Regions from separate parts of the Mus musculus genome. Here regions 1, 2, 3 and 4 are each linked to region 5. Evidence: chromatin contacts called from ENCODE Hi-C or POLR2A ChIA-PET data. All regions are on one chromosome and are shown on one strand. The core of a region is the stretch at or near the end of the contact, and the rest is flanking DNA. Distances in the headings are between cores, read along the strand shown.

Region 1 (2,700 bases), core at 99-2,598, 110 kb after region 5:
GGAAATGTCAGCCTGAAGAGAGCCGGGGATCCGGAGTGGGCAGATCACAGAGATAATAGCGTTGGGAGGAGGGGTGGTTGAAATAGGCAGCAGGATGAAGCCAAAAGCGAGATTAAAAAAAAAAAAAAAGCCACAAGAGAAGGCACTTAGCTTAATGGAAGTGGAAAAGCATTTTCAAAGAAAGGGGCTGCAAGCAGCAGGGAAGAAGCAACTTAACCTTAAAAAAAATTTTTTAAAAGCCTCTTGGGACGATTGGGGCTCAGCCCACGACAAAGACAGATAAAGCTGCGAAAAGTCCTCCAGAATGGTTCCAAAACCTTTACTTTGTCATCCAGAATCCAAAAGCTTTGATTGGACAGCTGAAACACTTCAATTTCTCTATCCTTACATCACGTCTAACATGGCCATTAAGGGAAGAGAAGGCCATTCTTAAATCCAATGGGCACCCCGTTCCAAAACTCTGATTCTTCTTCAAGAAGGAAGGAAGAGCCTCATCCAAACATCTCCAACTGAGGGGAAGCGACTAGCAGGCCAGTCCCCGTTCCCGGTGTCGCCCAACAACCGTTTATTTCAGCTCCACTGGAAATCTGACCCGCACAATGGCATCTGGGGGACAGAGAACGCCCACCTCAGGGCTCCTGCGGACTGGAAGGCCATCTGGCTCCGGTCTAGTTCCCCACTCCCCGAAGTTCTGCTCTTGGACCAGTTCTTCCCAAGAACATTTTTAGTTTCGTGGACCCCGGATTTCCCGGTTAACGTCACCAGGCTGCTTAAGTCTTAGGACTCCGCAGGGACGGCGGAGCCTATGGCCCCAGGGACGGCGGTGGGCGGGGAGGGGACCCCGATCTCCTAGTGCCGCCGGCCTCGGCTTGGCGGGACTGACGCGTCTCCAGAGAGGGGCCAGGGACCGTGAGCCTCTCCTTCGCAGCCCGCAGCTCCGCTCGGGGCTCGGCCCGCGAGGAGGACACCCGTCGGGGGCTCCGGTGTGCCCCCCTCCAGTCCTCCACAAGTTTCCAAAAGAAGCCCAGCGCCGTCTCCCGAGTCTCCTGTTGCCCTCCCTCCCAGCAGTCGCACAGCAAGGACTTCCCGGGCATGTCCTTCTCTCTACCTTGTCTCTTCCCGCACCTCCCTCTCTACTCCCAGGTCCTTTACAAGATTTCTGGTACATGAGAGATTAAAAAAGAAAAAAGAGACAAACAAACAAAAAAGACCACTCACAGCTTCACTACATTCTCCACCACAGCCGCCATCTTCCCTGTTCCTCTCCCTCAGGCCGGGAGGCCCCGAAACCTACAACGCGCAGGCGCTAAGCCTTCTCAGGACACAGGGTCCTCGACCCTCTGCGCAGGCGCAGCTAGGGGGTGCGCGCACGCACAGGCCCACGAGAGCGAGCGCTCGAGAACGACCTGTCCTGAAGGAGCCTAGGATCCCAGTGCGCAGGCGCGATTGGAAAACTTACATGCCCTCTGCAGCTCATTCTAGAGATCCGTCTCCCCTCCATTTAGTGACGCCTCAGCTAGGAGATCTGGCTCGGTTGGAAAGTGAGAAAGGTAAGTGAAAAGGCCACGCGGATAGGCTAGAAGTTGCAAACAGTGTCCTGCCTGGCTGGCCGTTAGCCACGAGGTTGACACACAGGGAGAGATTGGTGGGTAGGTAGTGAAAGGTCAGAGTCCCAGTCCTTTAGGTACCTCTGTTCCCAGTCAGCCCATTTTAGAGAATGGAAAGTGAGTGCCCAAAATGGGCTGTTCTTGGGCCTGACTCTCATTCGGACAATTCCTGCCAGTAAACCCGGTCCTTGAACTTCACTGGCACCCACCTCTTCTCTCTTGCTTGCCTCTCTCTCCCTCTTCCTCTCCCTCTCTCTCCCTCTCCCCTCTCCCTCTCTCTCCATTCCTTTGCTCTGTATGTCTGTCTTTGTGTGCGTGCATGTGCCATAGCATATGTGTAAGAGTGAGAGAGCAGCTTGGGGATGTGAGTTCTTTCATTCTACTTTGTACCTGGGGGATGGTGGTCAGGTTGTCAGGCGTGGTGCCCAGAGTCCGTATCTGCTGTGTCATCCCACAAGCCCTTGATTGCTATTACCAAGCCATTCTCCACATTGAAAGTTTTCACTGGTGTGACTAGCCCTCTTAGTTCTATACTATTTATTTCTCCTTCAGTATCGAGTTATGCAAATCCATGAACAAACATGTTTCCCCTTAAAGAAGAAACCAGCCGGGCGGTAGGGGCACACACCTTTAATCCCAGCACTTGGGAGGCAGAGACAGGAGGATTTCTGAGTTTAAGGCCAGCCTGGTCTACAAAGTGAGTTCCAGGACAGCCAGGGCTACACAGAGAAGCACTGTCTCAAAAAAACAAAAGCAAAAACAAAAACAAAACAAGAAGAAGAAGAAACCAACAGGACTCCCTTAAGCCCATTGGCACTGCATCTCAGCCCATTTCTTTTCACTCTTTCTAAGCAGATTTTCATTCGTATTCTGTACTGCCCTGTTTTCCTAGGCTCTCTTCTGCTTACTGAGTGCTTTTGTTCCCACCAGGCCTTTTGAAATAACTCCTAACAAAGTCACCAAACCTCGGTTTCAATGGATTTAGAAGCGATCTACTCTCTGTCCATGTTGGACCTGATATATATGTGTATATGTATATGTATGCATAGATTGTCTTTTTTTCTTTAGGAGGTAGGAGGATTGCCACAAGTTC
Region 2 (2,700 bases), core at 116-2,615, 110 kb before region 5:
TACAAAGAGCCCTGTTAGGGGTAGCCCTCTGTTTAACCGGGTAGATTAAATGAGGCGCTCAAGGTCACTCCATGCAGAAAAGACTTGGTCTTTCCTCTATATAAAACCAAAGTAAACTCTACAGTGAACTCTACAGTGACTCGCTTCACTCCACGCCCCAGGACTCAAGATGCCCATCCCTCCAGACTACACTCCCTCTCGCCATAGTTACAGGTGGTGGCAGCCTCTCACCATGTACAGCAAGAAGGGAAAGATGAGCAAGAAGATCCAGACATAGAGATGGAAGCAGTTGGAGAAGGTGCTCTGATGCGGATCGAAGAACCATCCCCCAGTGAGCGAGGCCCACACCCCCTGGCGCAGGATCTGCAACACCTGAGACCCCATGGCCCAGCCGCTGCTGCGCACGCCCTCCTCCCGGGACCCTCATGGGGGCGGCCCCCGGCCCATGCCCCGCTGGCGCCCGAGGGTCCCGGGGTCCGACTTAGATTTCACGCCATGGCCTCCCCCAGACGGGGGAGGGGATTGGTAGGGTGAGGGCACAGGCAGGGGGCGGGGCCGGCCCAGGCAGTCAGCGGATCAGGCCGGGATACTGGGGTGGGACTGCATCAGAGGCGGGGCCTGGGCCCCCTCCGGTGGCCCAGAACTGTTGTAAAGCGCCGAGCCTGAAAGCAGGCGCAGGGCAAGGGCTGGGCACCCGTCGGCGGCATCCAGAGGTGGGCGTGGAATAGGTGCTCTCGGAGTGCCAGTGATAGGTCCCTTGGCTCCGGACCGGAGAAATCCTTGGGACCCTGAGGTCCACTTCCGGGGTCGCAGGTCACTCGCTTGGGGCTCTGCGTTCGCCCCGCTTCTACCGGTGCCGGCGCAAAGGGGAGGCCGGAAGAAGGAGCCGCGAGCTGCCAGCCTGCACTGGCGCATGCGCCCGTTAGAACCTGTTGGGACCCGGAAAAGGAAAACCTGGCGGCAGAAGTGCGCAAGCGCGGAGAAGTAGCGAAGTGACGGGATGCAGAGGTATCTTAGGCGCGCGCGCAGTCAAATTCTAGAGCCACCAAAATATGGGACGGCCGGGTGAGTCGCCATTGGGTAACGACTTGATGACTGGCGCAAAGCTTTTCCAATGCGTTACAGGAGGCGGGGAAAAGCTGGAGAATGGGACTCCTCACGGCTACTTCCAGTTTGCGTTACCGGGTCACACCCCCGACTTGGGCCGCCTCTCCTTAGTGCGAGACCGTAAATCATGGTTGTCGCTTGGCTTACGCCTCTACTTCCGGGTCAGAGCTTAGCCGAAGCAGAGAGTGATCCTGATCAGGCCTGAGTAGTCGAACAGGATGACATAGGCTTTCTTAAAGTAACAGACACAGGACAAGTGATGAACTAACGAAGAGGTTGTTGAAGGCCCTTCAACTCTGAATCTAATCCCGGGCAAAGTTCTGAACGACAGTTTCAGGTTTTTGCCTCTCGGGTGAAAGGAAGATAATTTTAAATGGTTCCAAGAGCTTCAAGTGTAAGCCGATTTTGAAGTCCCAAACTTCTCTGTTCACATCCCCCTCTAGCACTGAAAAGCAGGGTATCTTGTTATTTCATATATGGAAAGAACGAATCTTAAAGAGCTCTGCAACTTCGTAGCCAAGACCAGATTTTGGTTTTGAGGCAATCACAAGGGTGATTTGGCTGATGAGAATTCAGACACAAGGATTCTTCTCTGTCTTTGCAGAGATCCACTTCGACCGTGAGCAGAGGAGCACCTAACGTAAGGCTTAGAGTTGTGCCGGTGTGTTTGGGGGCGGGGGAGGCGGGAGGAACTACCTGGCCCGCCTTCTACCTCTCTTGGCCAACCTCCCCGGGAACTCCCGTGCACAGCTGCCGGGAGCCTCCGGGAGGGGAGCGGTGCAACCCGCCCACGTCATCTGATGCTGTTTCCTGCAGGAGGGAGAAGAGCGGAAAAAAGTGAAACTCCACCCTCCACCTCTGCCTCCCGCCCCCGGGGCCAAAGTACAAAGGGAGGAGGAAGAAGGGACCGGGGTCGGAGCTGTCGGGGCCCAAGGCACTAGCCCAAGAAGAGGTAGCTTCGGCTCAACTGGGGACTTTCTCTTACCTCTTGTGCCTGGAGACAACAACCAGAGTCCGGGCGCTGACCCTGGCAGGCCCCACCTTACGGTAGGCGGGCGCTGAAGCCAGGTTCCCAGGACTACTTCGGAACTGAGGGACTCTGCTGCTCCAATTCAGCCATGGTGAGGCGCCGGAGGCCAGTGGGCCCCACCCCTCCAGCCTGACCACACTGCCCTTGGTGCCCTCCTCCAAAAGCCCGAGATGCGGGGGGCCGGGAGGCGACACTCCTGGCTCCCCAGAGAGGCGTGGGTCTGGGGCTGAGGGCCAGGGCCCGGATGCCCAGGTTCCGGCTCTAGGGCCTCACAAGCCAGCGGGGGTGGATACCACGGGCACCCGAAGAAGGTCCCCCACACATTCCAACGCCGGCTCCCTGCCATGGAGCCCTTGAAGAACCTCTTCCTCAAGAGCCCGCTGGGGTCATGGAACGGCAGTGGCAGTGGGGGCGGCGGGGGTACCGGTGGAGTCCGGCCGGAGGGGTCTCCGAAGGCAACAGCAGCTTATGCCAATCCTGTCTGGACAGCCCTGTTCGACTATGAGCCCAATGGGCAGGACGAACTAGCCCTGAGGAAGGGCGACCGTGTGGAGGTGCTGTCC
Region 3 (2,700 bases), core at 11-2,510, 91 kb after region 5:
CCACTGTATTTGGATTCACGCTTCCGCTTCCGCTCGTGGTTGGCTGTGCCACTGCACCAGTCTGCCAACAGCTTCTCCTTATTCTTGCAGATCCGTGAGATCTGGGGCTGTGAGACCTGGAAGCGCCGGGCCACCTCTGACTGGGACATCTTAGACTCATCCAAGAGTTCCAGCACCTGGATCTTCTCAGCCAGGGACAGGGCGTGAAGCTTCTTCTTGGTGTTCAGCTCCATGACTCCCTGGGAAGCTGCTGGGGGAAGAAAAGTAGGAGAGCGTGCCAATGGCTGAGAGCAAGAAGAACAGAAGAGGTCGGGACCCCTGAAGCCAGAGCAATTCTCTGGAATGCAGAAAGCTGGAGGAGACCAGGCCAGCTGAAAGAGACATGAGATGGCCAGGCTGTGGGAGGAGAGGGCTAGACCCAGAAGAGAGCTGGCAGAGTCGAGTGTTTCTGGTCCGAAGTGGAGAGAATTCTGGGCTGGGGTTTGGTATTGATGGGGTGGAAGGATGAATAGAGGCTAAAGCACAGCTGTAAAGACAACCAGGAGACAGCTGCAGGGACAACAAAGGAGCAAAAACAAGGAGAGGCCTGGGGCTGAGGCTGAGCGGGGCAGGTGTAGGGGACATTCAGGGTGCCAGGGAGGAGTCCCCTGAGAGGAGATGAGGAGGAGGAGGACCTAGGTTGAATTTTGATGGCTGAAGGCAGGTGGTAGACTGAACGGACAGAGTCGAGATGAACAGGTGAGATGGTACAGATGACAAAGCCAGATGGATGGTGTCTGAAGGCGCTAGTACAATTCGGCGCTGGCAAGGCGGGGTGGTAAAGCTACCCAACGGTTCAACCAGGAGAGTGAAGATGCCAAGACGACAAAGGGAGACAGGGTGAGGAGGATGAGGGCAAAAGGGAAGAAGTGTCCTCTGCCCAGTGATAGCCTGGAGTGATATCAGAGAGAAGGGAGCACCGGCCAGGAAGCAGGCGGCTCGAGCGCTGGGCTCTGCGCCCTGGTTCGCTGAGTTGACCCCTCGTCAGTCGGCTGGACGGACACAGGCGTCGACCCCAGCCCGCCCGCCCACCCGGCTACAGGGCCTCCCGCTCCGCACCCACCTCCAGGCGCCGTCCCGCGCCTCCAGTCCCTGCCCCAGCCAGGTTCCTGGGCCTCAGCAGAACCAGAGAGTGACGGGCGCCGCGACCCGAGGACAGAGCGCGCCGAGAGGCTGCTCTGGAGCGGGCGCGCGCAGAGCGCGCACAGCCCTCACCCGGGTCTCTCAAGGCTGGGAAAACCTCGTCGCGGCCCCTCCGCAGCCCCGCCCTAACAAACTGATTAGCCATCAGCGGCAACTTGTCCCGCCTCCAGTTACATCTGATTGGATGCTGTGGAAGTGGCGGTTTGTCAGCCCTCCGGAGGAGGAGCTTCCTGAGTGGAGGGGTCTGGCGGGAAGAACCGGCCTTAGTGCCTATCACTTGTCGACCAGCCGGCGTGCCTTGACAGCCACCCAGGTGATTTCGACCCCATCCCTACGTGGTACCTAACTGGGATACCGGCCCTCCAGGATTTGTTTTGGAAACAAGATGAAAGGAGAAAATGAATGAATGTAAGCTTTTAGTCACAAAAGAGTTACCATGGACAGCGCTGGCCTCTGGTCTTGCCAACGGCCTACAAAATACACCGGTGGCAAGAAAGGACATTTTTTTTTTTAACCAGTTTTGGTGGGTCACGGCAAGATCTAAATTCCTGTTAGTCACTTCCCTCCTTTGTAACTAGGTGTAGATAACTTAGCCCTCCCTGCCCCTAAACAGCCAGGACCCCACTTTTTCATAGGTTTTGAGCCTATCCATTTACCACTGGATGCTGTCAGTCTCTCCAAGTGTCGTCTCCTGCGAACCAAATATTTTCTCTTAAATCTATTTTAGTGGTCTCATCTGCACATTTCTTTTTTGGCCCTCAAGACTACTCAGTTGCTAAGGATTAGTGCCTGACTCCCTGTACTCCTGGCCTACATAGCAGAACAGGCAGTGCATAGTCCAGACAACTCTGTGCAGTAGCAGGCCAGGGCTCAGCTTTCTCTGGCAACAGTGACCTCAGGGTGCTCTAGGAAAATCTGAGCACACTTCAGTCGATATATAAGTATTTAGCTAGAGAGGTTTGGGAGGGGTTCCCTTCCTTGTTGAGGCAGGGCTTTGCTGTGTAGCATACTCCCAGTTGGATGTTAAGCTTCCTGCAGATTCTGTCTCTGACTTCCATGTCCCTCTAAGAGTGCTGGAATAAGGGCTGGTGAGATGGCTCAGCGGGTAAGAGCACCCGACTGCTCTTCTGAAGGTCCTGAGTACAAGTCCCAGCAACCACATGGTGGCTCACAACCATCCTTAAGGAGATCTGACTGGTGTGTCTGAAGATAGCTGCAGTGTACTTACATATAATAAATAAATTTAAAAAAAAGAGTGCTGGAATAACACACATCATCCAGCTCCTTATCTGGGATGCAGGGACAAAATTCAGGTGGTCAGGTTCACAGTCAAAGTGCTTGTCTTGGACAGGGGTACGATGCCAATAAATAAATGAATGGGGAAAAAAGAGAGAAGAGAAGAGAAGAGAAGAGAAGAGAAGAGAAGAGAAGAGAAGAGAAGGGAAAAGTGCTTTAACTAGCTGAGCCATCTCCCAGTTGTTTAGAATCTCAAAGTGGGGCTGGTGACATAGTTTAGCA
Region 4 (2,700 bases), core at 136-2,635, 73 kb after region 5:
AGGATTTCTAAGGCCACCTTGGGTTACAGCAGGTTCCAGGTCTCGGCTTCACTGGGACTCTTCAAAACTTTAAGAATCAATGCTGTGGCTTCTGCAGATAGCTTTAAGCAGTCCAGGAAAGAATAAACAACTCAAACAGCCAGTGTTCCCTTATAACAAGCTGGATTCCCATTTGAAGCCAGAGCCAAAGATGCTTGGCAGGTTGGCCAGACTCAAATTCCCCATCCCTGAACTACAGGCGCAGTAAAGGAGCATGGAGTGTGGAGGCCTCGTTCTCAGCCTGCATCCTTTTCTGACTCTGTGATCCAGCTGTAAATCTGTAAAAACAGTTAATAGCGCTTCTTCAAAAGGTCACCGCCAATCCAGTACGGCTGGTGAGAGTGGACATCATAATGAAGGAGCTTTTGAGATTCTGGTCTTTTCTGCTCCAACAGCTACTTGGAGAGACCAGGAGACTGGCTCAGATCCACTTTACAGGCAGAAAAACCAGCCCTGAAGGGTCAAGTTCATGATCAACCTTGGTCTGCTCCAGTAGTCTGAGACCTAACAACCTCTCTAGGTCCTAATTTCCTCCCAATAAAATGAAGAGGTGGAGAATCCCTGCTTTCAAAGAGCTGTCTGCAAAAAAAGAAATGGGACAAAGGAAGTGGTGCCCTTTTCCAATCATGTGTCTTCATTTGAAAACAAGAGAAAGTTCAGGAGTGTGGCTCAGTCACTAAGCTAGAGACAGATCTCAGCTAAGTCCTTTGATTTCTGAGTCCGCCACATCTAAACAAATCTTATTATTTACTACATGATTAACTTACTGAAAAAGACAAACTGGAGTCACGTCCCCAGGCTGGAACCAAAGAGTTCAAAAGAGATGAAAGAAGAAAGTAGAGACCTACCTCGGGCACCCACTGAAGAGACGCTACTTCGGTGGGACCGCTCCGCAGGGCCGGGCTGCCCCGCGTTGCCTTCTGCCCCCTCCATCTGCAAAAAGAACTCTAGACAATTAATGGGGGGGGGGTCTTAAGGAGATGGTCTCCTCAAGCTCTCAACCAAGAAGCAAAGGGGTCTCGGTCTACAATTCTTAACCTATGTTCAGGGATCAAATGTGTAGGGTGAAAGTAGAGAGTGACCCTCAGCCGAGTGCAGATCGGGTGGGCTGAGTCAGGGAAGTGACCGTCAGGTGCAGGGGTCTCAAGTTTCTCAAGAAATGGCCAAACAAGTCGGGACGCGCCCCTGTCCAGGGCGGGGACACGGGCAGGGTGTGGCTACGCTCTCACCTTGCAGGGTCGCAGAGCCCACTGCCTCACTCCAGAATGCCACCCGACTCAGGCCTCCAGTTCTGGACCCACCACCACACCGGCCGGCGGGGTCTCCGGTCCTGCCCAGGGTCGATTCGCAGGCGTTACGCCGCAGAAGCTGCCGCGGGAGGAAGCACAAACCCGAGGCCCCGCCTCTCCGACTGAAGGAGCCAATCGGAGCCAGAAGCCTCGGCGCACGCGTACTCCCGCATTTCGATCTTTGGTCCTTCCTACCCACCCTGGTTCCCAGCTTACTTAGATCACGCAAGTCTCAAAGACCCGGTCTAGCCACGCCCCCGAGTCCTGTATTGTCCCTCTCCCGTCGCCCTCACTCCCCGCACAGCCAACTACATGAGTAGTGTTGCTTCATGCATAAGACCCTTGGTCTGTAATAGGATGTGGGGAAGATTCATTAGAACCAAGGATGAGGGCAAGAGCTGTGCAGCTACCGCTCCGTGTGACTTGACTGGGCCCCTCTCTAAAATGACCCACCTTGTGGGTGGATGGTGCCGCAGTCCTCTCAGGCCTGTTCTGAAGGCCTGAAGGGGTACTGGCTCTTGGCCTTGGGTAGGAATCGGGGCCCTGGACAAGTCCCTTCCCAGCTAGATCTGTTTTTCACCTGTAGCATGAGATTGGACTGAATGACTCCCAACAATCCCTTTCACTCTCATTACGAATGTAGGTTGGAAACATGGGACTTGCTGTGCTTCCAGGGTGCAGTCACATAAGCCTGGCTGTCTTAGAGACATAGCCTCCAAGATCCCGAAGTGCCAGGCATTGTGCTTCCCAAAATCTTATCACCAAATTGTTCTGACAAACCATCACGTGTGTGCCTAAGGCCTGGAATGTATGGAGAAAAACAAGTCCATATACATGCCACTTGAGCCAGAAATTGTTCCTGGTGCCAGCAGTCACTTGGGATCTGGTGCAGGGACGTGAGTTCTCCTTGCCACTTGGTTTCTTTGCTGGAAAGCAGATGAAAGCTCCTGCCTTCAGTATTTGTTTTTGTTTTGTAGAGTTTTCAATTTAGTTCATTTAGGGACAAACTTAATGGCACACAAGCCTTTAATCCTAGCAGAGAGAGGCAGAGACAGGCAGATCTCTGATTTCCAGAGCACACAGAGCTATACAGTGAGACCCTGTATGGGGGGCAGGAGGGTGGGGACAAGCAAAACTGTAGTAGGCAGGCCAACCATGGAAGCAAATAATCCTACCACTTGGATGCTGGAGACAGGAGGATCAGCACGAGTCAAGGCCAAACTTGGTCACACAGCTAGTCCAAAGTTAGCCTCGGATATGTGAGGCTCTATCTCTAAAACAAACAAACAAACAAACAAACAAACAAAAACTACCAAGACAAAAACAAAACAACAAAAGAACAAATATTACAGAAGGCCTCAGCATTGCTATA
Region 5 (2,700 bases), core at 192-2,691:
CCGCACTCTTTCCTGGGCTATCTTCACCATGCACTGCTGCTGCTGGCTCCTCAGTCCTTCCTAGCTTCACCAAACTGGCTTCGGGACTCCTGTCTGCCGCTCCTGTCTTCCTAGTTCACTGAATGCACTTCTGTGTAGACCTGGGTCAGCTGCCAATGCTAGTCGTTAGGATTTTAAAAGCACCTCAGCTCAAGTCCAATGCAAAATGCTGACAATCTTGAAACTGTTATCAAAAGTCCTTTTGTCATCAAGCAAAATTAAGCTACAAGTTAAGGCTTTTAATATTCTTCTAACTCTTCAAAGGCATTCTGCCTTAACTTTTTACTTCAGTCCTAGTAGCTTTGATTGCTAGCTTCAATCTTGTATGTGGCTGTCTAAAGACTCTTCTAAACTGCTCGCTCCATCAGAAATTTGAACTTATGGCTTTAAAGATAATTTCCTTCTGACTTTATATCTTATCCAACCTTTTGGCCTCAATCTTATCTTCTTTGCCTATCTTGAATGCTGGCATCCAAAGTTGTCTTAACTTCCATTTTGTTTTTCTATCTTGCTTCTTTCTATCTTCTATTCTTCGGCTTCCTACTACCTGTGCCTTTAAGTACCTTTTCTGTCTTCTAAAGATGCTTTGTCTTCTATTTTCCTATCTTCTCTAACAGCTTTTTCTTCACCTTCCTGTATGTCTTCTTCGTCTTTCACTTCCATTTTCTAATCTTCTTTCTCCAAATACTAGCCTAACCTTTTTGTTTTTTCAAGACAGGGTTTCTCTGTGTAGCCCTGGCTGTCCTGGAACTCACTCTGTAGACCAGGCTGGCCTCGAACTCAGAAATCCGCCTGCCTCTGCCTCCCAAGTGCTAGGATTAAAGGCGTGCGCCACCATCGCCCGGCTAGCCTAACACTTCCATCTTCCCTGTTTCCAACTCATGCCTTCAAACGTACATGCGCCAGTCGAAGGATTTTTATAACGGCCGTCAACTTAACCTACTTTTCTCAATCTTTTAAAACTACACCTCATTTTCAAACTATTCTCTACAACTTTACTGTTTTAAATGCCACTTAGATTCTATTTAGGTAACCTTCGTTTTAATCTACAAGGCCGACCTTCAAACTAGAACCTTTTAGAACTTCACAAAACCTCCCTTTACAATCTCCTAAACTGCTCTGGTCAGCCTCCATTATACAGTACAAATACTTTTCTCCTCATTTCCTTTTTCAAACTGTTTAAATAAGCCTTCATGTTATCTCTTAAGATCTTCTTAGATTATTAAGACTAAGTAATATTTCGATAAGCTACTCTATTAGCTTAAGTTTAGAGTTCTAATTCTTTTTACTGCTCAATCTTTTTAATTAAAAACTTATCTGCGATTTCCTCGGGCTGAGTCTCCTGCCTCACGAGCTCAGCTGTGCTGCTCTACGCTGCTCTGCTCTCGCTGCCTGAATGCCTGACGCAGAGCCCGGAGCGCCGGTATTTATTGCAAAGGGACACGTCACTCCACCGGAACCTAGTAACCCTCCACCACCTTGGTGAAGGAAGAAAAATAGTTCCTCAGAGAGTTAAAAATAGATCCTGACTTCCAAGTTTCTAGATTTTTCTTGACGTCGTGTGGGCCTCTTGGACCTTGCTAATACAGAGAAATGTTTAGCTTGTACCAGCTAAATAGGTACAAATAGGTTTAAAATTTCTGGTCACAAGGAGAAAAAACATGAACTAATAGCTATTAAAAATGGGAGCCCCAAGTTTTTCAGATGTTTCAACACCTTTTGCGTTTTCCTGGGAGGACAGAGGGTATAGCGTATGTTGCAAGTGTTAAAACAGGCTTTCCCACAGCTTCAGCTTCCACTTCCCATTTTGTAACTCCCCGAGCGGCTGCCATTTCATGCGAAACAAGATGGAGGTCTCTCGGAAAGTGACCGGCCCTGCGAGTGGCTTCTGAGGTGGTGACACTTTGTACTGGTTTATACTGGGAATGCTCCTGTAGGGACGACCTGCAGCCTCCGGCTGCTCTCGGGGCCACTTTTCCGAGCCCGGGTACACGAGCGCTTTGGTGCTTGCCTACGTCCGCCATGTTAGGCTGCGGTCTCAGCCCAGCAAGGCCATGGTCGCTGCAGGTGAGGGCACGGCGACCTTGGCGGCCATGCCGAGCACCACCCGCACTGCGCTAATAACCGTCAGAGCCCGGCCCGTGGCGGCAAGGTCCCCAGGTCTATCTCATCGCTTCCTAAAACTACGACGGAGGGGAAAGGATGTTTTTCTCTTTCTCCCAGGACCATGGAGAAAGCGTCACTGGGCGCAGAAAGCGGGGGCCGCGCCAGGGAGGGCGGGGAGGACCGCGGAACCCGTCGCGAGGACAAAGGGGGTGGGGAGAGGCGCAAGGATACGCGGGTCGTGAGTCGCCGCCTCCCTTTGTGAGCTGCTGAATCGAGGGCTGGCAGCCGGCCGGGTTCGACCGGTTCTAACCGGTTCCAGCCGGTCTAGGCAAAGTTTCTGCTGCAGAGCCTCGCTGCGCAGGCGCGCCCCGCCCCGCCCCCAAGCGCCTTCACCACGGTGCTGGAATGACTGGTGTGGGAGCAGGGCGGCTGCGGGGGGCTGTGCTGCAGTTTCCTGGTCGCCCCTTATTGCGGCCTACTGGGCCCACGGACATGGCTTTTTTGGTCTCTATGTCATCCATTAAGTGTTAAGACACATACTTTGCTCGTACGTTT

The links. A loop is a pair of places that touch in the nucleus more often than their neighbours do. ChIA-PET counts read pairs that join two places held with the same protein, here RNA polymerase II (POLR2A).
Region 1: POLR2A ChIA-PET joins it to region 5 with 84 read pairs in Patski. The contact joins the promoter of Dpf2 here to the promoter of Malat1 in region 5. POLR2A ChIA-PET finds 5 or more read pairs at or near these places in 3 of 5 experiments (Patski and embryonic stem cell).
Region 2: POLR2A ChIA-PET joins it to region 5 with 89 read pairs in Patski. The contact joins the promoter of Map3k11 here to the promoter of Malat1 in region 5. POLR2A ChIA-PET finds 5 or more read pairs at or near these places in 2 of 5 experiments (Patski and embryonic stem cell).
Region 3: POLR2A ChIA-PET joins it to region 5 with 20 read pairs in embryonic stem cell. The contact joins the promoter of Tigd3 here to the promoter of Malat1 in region 5. A Hi-C loop is called at or near these places in 1 of 37 maps with a recorded cell type or tissue (CH12F3). POLR2A ChIA-PET finds 5 or more read pairs at or near these places in 4 of 5 experiments (Patski and embryonic stem cell).
Region 4: POLR2A ChIA-PET joins it to region 5 with 31 read pairs in embryonic stem cell. The contact joins the promoter of Frmd8 here to the promoter of Malat1 in region 5. A Hi-C loop is called at or near these places in 16 of 37 maps with a recorded cell type or tissue (CH12F3, Patski, T-helper 1 cell and 9 more). POLR2A ChIA-PET finds 5 or more read pairs at or near these places in 5 of 5 experiments (Patski and embryonic stem cell).

Annotation. Positions count from the first base shown.
Region 1 is chr19:5,911,523-5,914,222 of GRCm38, forward strand. Dpf2 (D4, zinc and double PHD fingers family 2) reads right to left here and starts at 1,349. Exons shown (of 11, transcript NM_011262.5): 1 at 1,219-1,349. The coding sequence starts at 1,250. It overlaps Gm42067 (predicted gene, 42067), which reads left to right and starts at 1,432. Exons shown (of 2, transcript NR_168272.1): 1 at 1,432-1,550.
Region 2 is chr19:5,687,766-5,690,465 of GRCm38, forward strand. It overlaps Map3k11 (mitogen-activated protein kinase kinase kinase 11), which reads left to right and starts at 1,366. Exons shown (of 12, transcript NM_022012.3): 1 at 1,366-1,501; 2 at 1,712-1,747; 3 at 1,924-2,700. The coding sequence starts at 2,482. It overlaps Pcnx3 (pecanex homolog 3), which reads right to left and starts at 1,143. Exons shown (of 35, transcript NM_144868.3): 1 at 232-1,143. The coding sequence starts at 384.
Region 3 is chr19:5,892,868-5,895,567 of GRCm38, forward strand. It overlaps Tigd3 (tigger transposable element derived 3), which reads right to left and starts at 1,261. Exons shown (of 2, transcript NM_001362045.1): 1 at 1,103-1,261; 2 at 1-250. The coding sequence starts at 233.
Region 4 is chr19:5,873,823-5,876,522 of GRCm38, forward strand. It overlaps Frmd8 (FERM domain containing 8), which reads right to left and starts at 1,386. Exons shown (of 11, transcript NM_026169.4): 1 at 1,269-1,386; 2 at 888-972. The coding sequence starts at 972.
Region 5 is chr19:5,801,231-5,803,930 of GRCm38, forward strand. Malat1 (metastasis associated lung adenocarcinoma transcript 1 (non-coding RNA)) reads right to left here and starts at 1,442. Exons shown (of 1, transcript NR_002847.3): 1 at 1-1,442.